Linked DNA regions of Mus musculus: region 2 is linked to region 1. Evidence: chromatin contacts called from ENCODE Hi-C data. All regions are on one chromosome and are shown on one strand. The core of a region is the stretch at or near the end of the contact, and the rest is flanking DNA. Distances in the headings are between cores, read along the strand shown. Region 1 holds the start of Itgb5 (integrin beta 5). Region 2 overlaps Drd3 (dopamine receptor D3).

What was found. Hi-C counts contacts between places; a loop is a spot of excess contacts on that map.
Region 2: a map of regulatory T cell shows a loop between it and region 1 (13-fold over the local background). The contact joins the enhancer-like site here to the promoter of Itgb5 in region 1. A Hi-C loop is called at or near these places in 2 of 37 maps with a recorded cell type or tissue (T-helper 17 cell and regulatory T cell).

What each region holds. Positions count from the first base shown.
Region 1 is chr16:33,828,394-33,830,933 of GRCm38, forward strand. Itgb5 (integrin beta 5) reads left to right here and starts at 1,272. Exons shown (of 15, transcript NM_001145884.1): 1 at 1,272-1,637. The coding sequence starts at 1,568.
Region 2 is chr16:43,771,276-43,773,815 of GRCm38, forward strand. The region is part of intron 1 of Drd3 (dopamine receptor D3); the gene reads left to right. Among named protein-coding and RNA genes, the nearest start is that of Drd3, 10 kb to the left of the region's middle. Within about 2 kb of position 1,281, at least 1 of the 3 ENCODE cell types and tissues checked has a DNase peak (open chromatin) inside an H3K27ac peak, as active enhancers do.

The sequences.
Region 1 (2,540 bases), core at 22-2,521:
GCTTGGCATGCAGCATGAATTCTACTGGATAATGGTTAGCAGCAAACATGATTTTTTTTCGAGACAGGGTTTCTCTGTGTAGCCCTAGCTGTCCTGGAACTCACTCTGTAGACCAGGCCGGCCTCGAACTCAGAAATCTGCCTGCCTCTGCCTCCTGAGTGCTGGGATTAAAGGCGTGCACCACCACACCCGGCCAAATATGACTTTTAAGTCATAACAAAGCAATGTAGGACAGAGTACGAATTTGCATATGGTCCAAGGATGAACTTTGAAGTTTGCTCTGGATTGGTTCACTTTTCCCTATGCACACACTACAAACTGGCTCCTGTCAGTGCCACCCAGTTAAGAGTTTGAAAGGTGGACACAACAAAGTTTTTAAGATTCAAACGCCTTAGGTAGGTTTTTGCACCTACACCGCCAAGTCCTGACCTTCTAGCTGCTGCTGCTGCTGCTTCTGCTGCTTCTTCTTCTTCTTCTTCCTCTTCCTCTTCCTCCTCCTCCTTCTTTTTCTTCTTCTTTTATTTATTTATTTTTTCTTTTGGTTTTTTCGAGGCAGGGTTTCTCTGTGTAGCCCTGGCTGTCCTGGAACTCACTCTGTAGACCAGGCTGGCCTCAAACTCAGAAATCTGACTGCCCCTGCCTCCCAAGTGCCGTGTAAAGTCGTGTGCCACCATGCCCAGCTCCAGCTGGTTCTTAATAGGCAAAGGTTAGGCTGCCTTACTTAAATCTGGATTTCAGGGAAAAAGCTAGCAGTCGCTTCCTCCAGTATATTAACCCTTGGTGGCTCAGTTTGCTCACCTAAACAACGGGAGGGATGTTAGCACTTATCACAGTGCCTGCTCACCAGGGTGCCCTCCGCTTCACCTGAACTTCCACGTTCCACGTGTCCTCCCCTGCCCATCCCAAGCGTGGCGTCTGGATTGAATATTCTCGGGCGAGGCCTGGCCTGGCATGCGCTTGTGGCATGACGAAATGGCCTGACAGATCCAAGCCGTAACTGCCCCACGATCCTGAAGTCAAAACTGAGATTGCTTTGGCCCAAGTAATCTCTGCAGGCCTAATGGAGCGCGCCCCGCCCCCTCCCAACTCCAAGACCGGGGAGGGAGACCCTAACTAGAAGTTTCGAACACCCGATCCCCACAAGTGGGTCAGCTGTGACAGCCACCTGGGCAACCCAGGATCTAGGCGTGCTGGCGGGTCCCGGTGCAGGGCGGAGCTGGTCCGGCCCGAGCTCGCCCCGCCCCGTCCCGCCTAGCCGTAAACTGACCGAGTGGCGGCCCGCAGGAGAGGGGGGAGGAGAAAGCAGAGAAGAGTGGGGGCTGGCGGCCGAGGAAAAAGGGAAGGGTCTCCGAGAGTAGACGCGCGGGGGACTCGGCGAGGGTGCGTCCGGAGCAGCGACAACTCCGAGCGTCCCAGCGGGCCAGCGAGGAGGATGGTGGCGGCCGGGCGCGGACCAGCCCGGCCGCGGGCGCCGTGAGCCGGAGCGCAGCGCCCGGCATGCGGCTGCGGTCCCCGGCCTCGGCCCCGCTCCGCCCCCGCCGAGCGCCCCAGCCGAGCGGCGCGCATCATGCCGCGGGTGCCCGCGACCCTCTACGCCTGTCTGCTCGGGCTCTGCGCGCTCGTTCCGCGCCTCGCAGGTAAGCCGCGCCGCCCCGCCGCGCGCTCCTCAACTTTTGCTCGCCCGCGGCCGCTTGCGGGAGCCGAGGGTGCAGTGCACCCCAGGGCGCTCCCAGAAGGGTCGGCGAGGCGCGGGCATCAGATCTGCGTGCGCTGGCGGGTTCCCTCCCGGGCTGAGGAGGAGCCTTCCCTTCCTGTGTAAACAGTGTGCGTCTGGTGGCGGAGCCCGAGGGCGCTGGGGACTTGGGAGGGGAAGCCTCCGGGCCCGGTGCTGGGGCCCTAGCTCTTCGCTCGCCTGCACAAAGCGGCCCTTGTGGCCCGCGGGGAGTGATGTGGGGGCCAAAGTGTGGCGACCGAGTCATCCCGGAGGTCTGTGGATAATGCAACTTTCGAAGTTTGCTCTAAATTGAAAGTTGTCATTACTCTCTGTAAGTCCGAAGTCGCTGCCCCACCTGGTACACCGCCATCTGATACTGTTCGGTACTGTGATTCACAAACACTGTGTCCGGACTGCGGAGGGGCTGCTGGCGCTACCTTAGCCGGATGCACCCTGGCGCTGATGCGGGAGCCCCCAGCTACCTGCGTTCAGTTTTCAGACTTGGGAGTGGCAATTAAGTTTAGGGACCGGACAGTGGTGGCACACGCCTTTAACCCTAGCATGCTACACAATGAGACCCTGTCTTAAAAAAAAAAATCCCTATAGGAAGAATGATAGTTGACGCTCCTACCTCTTCCAAACCTACCCACTCAAAGAGGAGTTTCCGAACTTTCCTCTTCCTGTCGGAAGTAATTGTGTATTGATTAAGAGTGCGCTATTCACTTTCAAGCCCGAGGTACTTGTTTGCCTCTCTGAGCCCAGTGGTTGCCTGGCTGCTTGAGGGGAGAACTCTGTTACCCCTACCCGTCTCATTTACATGAAGGAG
Region 2 (2,540 bases), core at 31-2,530, 9.9 Mb after region 1:
AGGAGAAGTACTTATGGGAGGAGGGGCAATAGAAATTCTTTCTTTTGACAGCTACACGGGGAAGCAGGAACTTGGTGGTGTCAGGGTGTGGTCAGGAGAGCGGTGATGACCCAGGGCTGGAACATCCTGTAGTTCTCGGAATCCATGTGTCGGTGGCCTGCTTTTGACCCTCTTTTCTTCTCGGGGGGAGAGGCCCAATTCAGAGATCAGGACAATAGCGTTGCCTAAATGGCTCCCAACAAGGAAAGTGATGTTGACCAAAGAGGGGCTCTGTTGAACTGCCTATTGGTGTTTGCTTCAGGAAGTCTGGTTGGACCCTAATGGAAACTTTCTGTCCGTACTTATTTAGAACATGAGTATTGTGACTTTTCTGCACTAGAACAGCATGGCAATCCCCTTCTGACCACAGTTACCAATATCAATGATGTCCCCAATCTACTGTTGAACACAAGAGAGCAACCAGTTTTGTAGAAAACCATCAGAAACCTGACCAAAGGCCTTAACAGACTCTCTGGAGCTGTGTCTCGCGGTTGTGTCCAGTGAAAATAGATGTGATCAAGCTGTTAGTCATCCACTATCCCCCAAAACAACAATGAAAAACAGCACCCCATTGTTCAGGACAGTTTTCAGAAAGTCGGTGCATGGTTGATGAAGCCTATATTCACCTAAATGCATGGAGGAGCAGAGCTATACCCCACTGGGAAATGGGTTGACTCTGGAAGACACTTTTTGTTCTTGTCAAGTTACCTCAAGGCTTTAGAGACTAGCCTCTAGTCAATACAATTCAGTATCTGGGTCTTTCTCCAGTAGTCAAGGGTTTATCTTGCTAGAGCAGAGGGTAAGATTTAAAGCAGCCATGATTCAACTAAGATTTGATTGTGTCCAAGACAAAAGCCAACCTCCATGCTTCTTAATGTGTCCTGAAGATGATGCAGTTCGAGTGGCTGGTCTAGTAATTATTATTCGTACCTAAGAGGAAACAATATTGTACGGTGCTGCTGTCAGCTTAAAGATCTGAGAGCCCTCGGAGGATAGGACACACATGAGAAGAAAACTATCTGAGAGCCAGAAGACTCACAAAATCCATAGTCTGACTTGGATACATTTATCTTTTCTGAACAAAATTGACTGGCCTTCCCATAGTAGCATGGGTGAGTTAGAGGAGACTATTATGTTGTATATTCAGGCAAGCCTGACTCGCTTCGATGTAAACAAAACAGGTTATTTCTGTCCCATGCCAGAATTCTGGAGGGAGGTGTCTGCTGATGTTATCCAGCTGCCCTATGATATCCAGGCGCAAAGCCTTCTATCTGTTCCCTTGGCTGTTTGGGCAAGTCACCTACTTCCTTACACTATGACAGACTAGCTGATAAAGCCTCAGGCATCTTATCAGTGTCCAAATATAGGATGGCAGGGAACAGAGAGAGAAATGGGGGAAGATGGAGGGAAAGGGTGAGGGAGAAAGGGGAGAAGGTAGAGAAATCTGAAACAGCTCAACTTGAACCATCTCCCCAAGGAATTTCAGTCTAACTGGCCAGAATTGAGTCAAGAGCTGGAAAAGGCCAAAAAAGAAAAAAGTTAAATTTTAAGTTGTGGTAAAAAGGAAAACACAGAGGCTGAGGAAATGCTGTCAAATGGGCAATAAATTGTCACCCAACACCACCTCCACTGGAATTCACTGGAATGGGTGTCATTCCAATGCAGGGTCACTTGATAGTGACTCCAAATAGGGCATATGAAGACTTGAAATTACATGGATAAAATGGGATAGCAATACTTTTCATGCTGGGCTGAAGTTAGTCTCATTTGTCATCACCTAAAAGGGTACCTTGTTGACTAGAAAGTATGATCTGTAAGGCTGTCCGCTCAAACAGTTTTAATTTTGTTTGTTTGTTTGTTTTGTTTTTGTTTTTGTTTTTCGAGACAGGGTTTCTCTGTATAGCCCTGGCTGTCCTGGAACTCACTTTGTAGACCAGGCTGGCCTCGAACTCAGAAATCTGCCTGCCTCTGCCTCCTAAGTGAGCCACCATGCCCGGCTCAAACAGTTTTAGTTATAAGTCCAACTCAGCTTAAATTGTAAGCACAATGAGCTGACTCCCCTTTTAACAGTCCTAAGGTGGCACAGGCTGAAGGCATACTTTGATAAGGGTTCCAACTCCATTTCTCCACCATTCTTTCTGCTCAGCCTTCTTTCATAGAGACCCCGTGCACAGGCAAAGTGATAAGCTATAAGCTTCATATATGCACATCCTACCATCTACACAAGAGAGAAATTGTGGAAGTGTCCAGAGGCATTCAATTGCACTGGCTTATAACACAGAACTTTCTTGGGACCGATCGCCCCATCAGAACTGGCATTAGCATAGTTTAAAATTGTGCCCCTTCCCAAGGAACACATCAGTAGCTCGGGGTTCTCAGGGATCCCACTGGAATGCAGGGACAGCTGAGAAGGCACAATCAACATGAGGTACAGTCAGCTGTCATAAGTGTCACCTTCCTTACTAAGGACGCACAGGAGCCTGCCCTCTGGAAGTGTGTAA